Regions from separate parts of the Homo sapiens genome. Here region 1 is linked to region 2. A link is an interaction called in ENCODE POLR2A ChIA-PET data of the cell type or tissue named here. Cell type or tissue: HepG2. All regions are shown on one strand. Each heading gives the region's core, and the rest is flanking DNA. Links, peaks and the distances in the headings are about the cores only. Region 1 has its middle 78 kb from the start of UXS1. Region 2 overlaps UXS1 (UDP-glucuronate decarboxylase 1).

Region 1 (2,912 bases), core at 267-2,766, 150 kb before region 2:
GAGGCGGAGGTTGCAATGAGCCAAGATTACACCACTGCACTGTAGCCTGAGTGGCAGAGCTAGACTCCATCTCAAAAAATATATATATAAATAAATAAAAGTGTATAATAAAAAAGAAACCACACCTTTCTTCCAACCCACTAGCTCTCTCATGAATCCCATTGTTTCATGCCATCCCAGTTTGTAGTTCAGTCTTCACGGAGCTCAGCGAGTCTTGCTATGATCTTAGAATAATCTGAGGCGAAAAGGATCAAAATATCAAAATGAGTTTCAGATAAACTAATGATATCACTGAAAAGAGCTAGGCCAGGTGACGAGTACAGAAAGAGACTCCCAGAAGGTGGTGAGGAGGCCTGGGGTGGTATGGCAGCCACTGTTCTCTCCCCTTGCTCTGAGAGCCTAGCTCTGTCCTCCGGGGGATGCCTTTTCTGCCTGGGGACCTGGCTGTGCAAGGATGTGATACCAGGAGCTGGGGGCACAGCCTGAGGAGGCACCGGTGATGGGAAGATGCCTCGGCAGAGATGGGGGAGCCTGGGTCCTCAGTGACACTGTCGCATCCTAGAGGTAAGCAACCCCTGCAACTGCTCCATCTCTGGACTATTTGTTATAGAAGGCAAGGAAATTCTTTTTTTTTTTTTTTTTGTTGAGACAAAGTCTTACTCTGTTGCCTGGGCTGGAGTACAGTGGCGCGATCTCAGCTCACTGCAATCTCTGCTGCCCAGGTTCAAGCAATTCTCCTGCCTCAGCTTCCCAAGTAGCTGGGATTACAGGTGCCTGCCACCGCACCTGGCTAATTTTTGTAGTTTCAGTAGAGATGGGGTTTCACCATCTTGGCCAGGCTGGTCTTGAACTCCTGTCCTCATAATACACCCACCTTGGCCTCCCAAAGTGCTGGGATTACAGGCATGAGCCACCGCACCTGGCTGGAAATTATTGTTTAAACTGTTCACCTGAGGTTTTCCATTTCTCCAAGCGGAAAGCATCGTAAATGAAAACAGCCCATTACTCCAAGGCTGTGGCTCCCAACTTTGACTACAAATGGGATCTATTTGGCTGAGCAAATAAATAGATTAATAAATTAATAAATTAATAAATAAAACAACCACTGATTTCTGGGTTCCACATCCCGAAATTCTAATTGTGGGAAACAGGTGCTCAGTGTCGCACAATCAACACTGAGACAAAGGATCTCTCAGCAAGGCTAGTTTACTTTCTGCAGAAAGCGTGCTGCTCGCTAACAGCCTTACCACGAGAGCACACCTGAACAAAGGAGAGGGGGACACTTATAATCTTTGTAACCTGATGCAATCATCCTATGGCTGTGCCCGTTTGCATTGGCTGGAACAGGACCTCACATTCTAAGCTTGACCCAATTGGCTAACAGCTTGAAACTTTTCTAAATAGGCAAAGGGGAAAGAGGACAAAGAAAAGAGGAAGCTAGTCATGAGAGGGTCAGGAGGGTTTCCAAATAAGGAATGGCATGTACTATGGTCTGGGGCTCACTTAACCCTGCCCAGGCACGCCAGGTCAAGTCAGAGCAGTTGCATTGGAACATATATAGATATGCATAGTGCAAAGAAATGACAAGCTCTTTATGGTTTTAAGAAACTTTGAAGAACTTCTCCATTCCTTACACTGATTTAATTGATGTTTGGTGAATGAAAGGTTGATATTGTGATATAATAAGAAATATGTATTTGGTCTTTGTCCCCATTTCCAGGAACAGAGCTCCTAAAACCCTTAGAATGGAATTTCCTGAGTGATAAAGTTTAGAGGAATATCTTTTATTATTCATAATAAGCCTCTTTCAAACATCTGGAGCTGCTAATGCTAATGAGCTGACTCTTGGAGGATGGGGGCTGGTTGCCCCAGCATCCCGCTGGTGATGAGAGGTTGGGAACTTTCAGCCCTATCCCCTGGTCCTCCAAGGAGGGGAGGAGGATTGGAGACTGACTTAATCACCTGTGGTCAATGATCTAATCAATCGTCCCTATGTAATGAAGCTGCCATAAAAAACCACAAACAAAGGGTGTTTGGGAATTTCCAGGTTGATGACCACATTGAGGTGCTGGGAGGTTGTTGTACCCAGAGAGGGCCTGGAAGCTTTGCAGTGCCCACCCCTCACCCTTGCCGTGTCCATCTCTTCCATTCGGCTGTTCCTCAGTTGTATTCCTTGTAATGAACCACCAATAGTAAGTAAAGTGATTTCTTGAGTTCTATAAGTCATCCTAGCAAATTATGGAACCCAAGGAGAGGGTTGTGATTGACAGTCAGTTGGTTAGGATTGTGGGTAGCTCTTAGGATTGTGACTGGTGTCTGAAGTGAGGGCAGTCTTGTAGGACTGAGCCCTTAGCTTGTGGGGTCTGCACTAACCCCGGATATTTAGTGTCAGAATTGCTTAATGTGAGGGGAAAAATACACATTTGGCATCAGCAGTATTGTGTGAGAGTAAAGAAAAGCAGTTTGTTTTCTTTTCAGAAATGCATTGGGGATTTTTAAAGCTGGCATGGGGTTGAGAGCCTCTGCTGTAACATCGGGATATGTGAGGGAACACAGACGCTGCCTCAGAGCCCCTTCCAGTCAGAGCTGGGCAAGGGTGGCTTTAGGAGAAGGTGGGCAAGGTCCCTCTGTCTGCCAGGGCAGGGCAAGGCCAGCTGTGCAAGTGTGTGGGCAGTTCACAGAAGCCTCTAAGGCTGGAAGGAGCTCAGTTTCTACCTAGGACCAGGGGTACACCTGGCATCTGGATAAAAATGACCACATTTCCTCATACAAAAGTGGTCTCACTTCCTCGTCAACAAGAGGAGCTGGTGTGTGGTGTATGTTATGTGTGTTGCGGGGAGGTAGAAGCGTTGCACTTTGATTTGGAATGGATAGAAGTACAGGTTTCCCAGGATAAGGAGGGAAGGTGGGAA
Region 2 (2,912 bases), core at 239-2,738:
AGCCTGTAAGGGACTGGATGATACATCCACGTTGGGGAGGGCCATGTGTTCTACGCAGTCTACACATTCAAATTATCCTCTCTTCCGGAAACACCTTCACAGATACCCCCGGACATAATGTTCAACCAGATACCTGGGCATCCTGTGGCCTAAGTTGACACATAAAATGAACCATCACAGGGGACAGGTTGTTTGGAGTAAGATGATTCATTCTTCCTATCTGGAAAGAGCTTTATCTTCTTTGTTACCGTCTCCTGCTCTGGTCACCAGACAGAACAGGGTGCTGCTGCTTCTGCTTAGAGGTGTGCGTGATGCCCTCTTCTTGCCATCACAAGCGCCTACCCCTCCTACACTCTCTCTGTCCCGCCCCCCTCCATCATACCAGAACTAGACCATAGAGGAAAAGATCATGCACTTGGTGTTTAGGGAGATTCCGTTTATTCTTCCTACTCGGGGGATGCAGTCACTGTGCCCGTGGGTCCTGTCACTGGGGCAGATTCAGATGGGGTTACCCTCAGGCTCTTCTGCACTTGGTGCCCTATGGGGGTTGGGGGCTGCTGAACGGGCACAAGCGTCGATGATACCTAGTAGGAAAGGAAAGTCTCCCAAAGAGAGGCCTCAGCAAAGTGCTGTTAGAGTTAAAGGCAAAAATGACTCGAGCTAGGGCTTGAGCTATGACTGAGATTGAATGTGGAGGCCTTGCAGGAATGGTAAAGAGTCTTCCAGGAGAGATACAAAAGGCAAAGGGAGACCATTGGTAGGCTGGAAAGAAACCCAAATTGGACTTTGTATTCTGAACCGAGAGGCGCTGTCATTAGCCATCTTGCACTTGAGACAAGATGCCATGAACTTTGCCTGGCTTTTTCCTGGTGAGGCCCTTTCCTCTATGTAACTTGCCCACCTCCCAGACCCTGTGCTAGAGTTCTTTCTCTGATGAAAGTTTTTCGTAACCCCCAGACACTACAGCAGCAGGATAGCTCCCTTGGCTTCACTCCCTGACAGTTGTCTCTGTAGATCCTGCGTGAGTCATTCCATGAAAGTGCTACAGAAATAGTCTTAGTTTCAAAATCTTTAAACTCAGTTGTTTTTGAAATATAACACATTGCATTTGTGATGTGTGTTTGTGACCAAAGTTCAGAGAAAACTATAAACTAGAAAGAACTCAGGTAGGGGGGAATATAAAATGTATAGTTACTCTGGAAAACAGTTTGACGCTTTCTTAAAAAACTAAGTATGCATCTACTGTAAGACTCAGTAATTGTATTCTTGGGCATTTCTCCCAGAGAAATGAAAATTTATGTTCACATGAAAACCTGTGTGAATGTTCATAGCAGCTTTACTTGTAGAGGTCAAAAATGAGAAGCAACCAGAATGTCCTATCATAGGTGAATGATTAACGGCAGTGCATACATATATCCCCGGGAATTCTACACAGCAATAGATTAGGAAGGAACTTTGATACACACTGCAGCTTGGATAGATTTTGAGGGAAATATGCTCCATGAAAAAATTCAGTCCTAAGAGGCCGTGTTCCATTTGTGTATCATCCTTGAAATGACACAATTATAGACATGGAGAATTGGTTAGTGGTTGCCAGGGGTCAGCAGGTGGGAGGGAGCGAGGAGAGGCTGTAGAAGGGCCCTGTGAGGGATCCTGGTGGAGATGGAAATGCTCTATCACTTTTATCAATGGAATGTCCGTTTCAGTGGAAATAGTCACTGATCATATCAATGTCAATGTCCTGATTGTGGCACAATCTAGTTTTGCAAATTTTAGCATTGGGGGAATCTGGGTAAAAGATACATAAGGTCCCTATACTACTTTGTACAATTGAATTTGAATGTACAAATATCTCAAAAAATTTAATCAGGAAGAAAAAGATCTCAGAGTCCTTCATTTTGAAGCTACTACATTGTCTGACACACTGATACCCCTGGCTGCTGCACGCTAGAATCCTACCACCCCACCCAGCCTCACCCAGAAGCGCACATAGGTTGCATGTGCCTGGCTCGTCTCACCCTCCTAGCAGTGCTTCGTGGGCATGTGTTGGCCCCTGCTGTTGGTGGGGGGGCAGAGCTGAGGGGTGTCCAGCACAGCCCCCCTCTAGTGTAGTGGCGATTGGGGGTGGGGTATGTCGCCTGTCTTAAGTACAGGGTTAGTGACGGTCAGGGGGGTTCTTGGATCCTGTAGTGAACCACTGTACACTGGGACTCTGTGAATGAGTTTGGAAGACTTTCCATACTTACTTGACCACCATAGATAATGATGTTCTGGTCAGTTACATGTGAGTGGTCAGTCCAGGAAAGGGGTTCAGAGCAGAATTGAGGAATGTGACAGTTGCTTTGGAAAAGGTGCTGTGTAAGCTGAACCGCATAGGAGGAAGAAGAATGAGTGGAGAGTTACCCAGACAGGGTGGCATGGGCAGTTAGAAGAGCCCAGGAGATGTTCAGGAAGTGGCAAGCTGACCATTGTGGAAGTTAAGGAGAAAAGGGCCTTGCCTTCTGCCAACCAAGGGAAAGTTACCCAGTAAAATATGGGGTAATATTTGGGGGCAGAGGAGTCTTCACGAAACTCCTCAAATCACACTTTATCAAACTAACAGATTCTGCGTTTGGCCCTGCTTATGACAAGTATTCAACAAAATACTGGCCTTCTGAGAATCCATTTATGTTTTTCTTACTGTATTTGTTTTGTTTATTTTGGTGCCAAAGCAGACGCAGTAAGGGTAGATAATTGGATAGATAATTAAATGTCTTTAATACTAAAACATTGCTTAAATTGGCCAGCAAAAAATGTGCCTGCACATGTAAATTCAGTCTCTTTTATCATGTCATTGCTTTCTGTAGGGCTGGCAAAACGAGTCGGTGCCCGTCTGCTCCTGGCCTCCACATCGGAGGTGTATGGAGGTGAGT

The links. Peaks named below come from ENCODE experiments on the same cell type or tissue, not always from the same donor. Only the 100,000 strongest peaks of a DNase experiment are listed, where the experiment ranks them.
Region 1: POLR2A ChIA-PET joins it to region 2 with 5 read pairs; 3 of 35 experiments call an interaction of 5 or more read pairs at or near these places.

Annotation. Positions count from the first base shown.
Region 1 is chr2:106,270,988-106,273,899 of GRCh38, reverse strand. No RefSeq gene overlaps it. Among named protein-coding and RNA genes, the nearest start is that of UXS1, 78 kb to the right of the region's middle. RefSeq lists a silencer at 1,404-1,463. In HepG2, for the core only: no CTCF peak of the experiment used is centred there; a DNase peak (open chromatin) is centred at 1,309.
Region 2 is chr2:106,125,614-106,128,525 of GRCh38, reverse strand. It overlaps UXS1 (UDP-glucuronate decarboxylase 1), which reads left to right. Exons shown (of 15, transcript NM_001253875.2): 8 at 2,847-2,906. Among named protein-coding and RNA genes, the nearest start is that of ECRG4, 61 kb to the right of the region's middle. In HepG2, for the core only: no CTCF peak of the experiment used is centred there; DNase peaks (open chromatin) are centred at 1,055 and 1,415; H3K4me3 peaks cover 1,312 bases.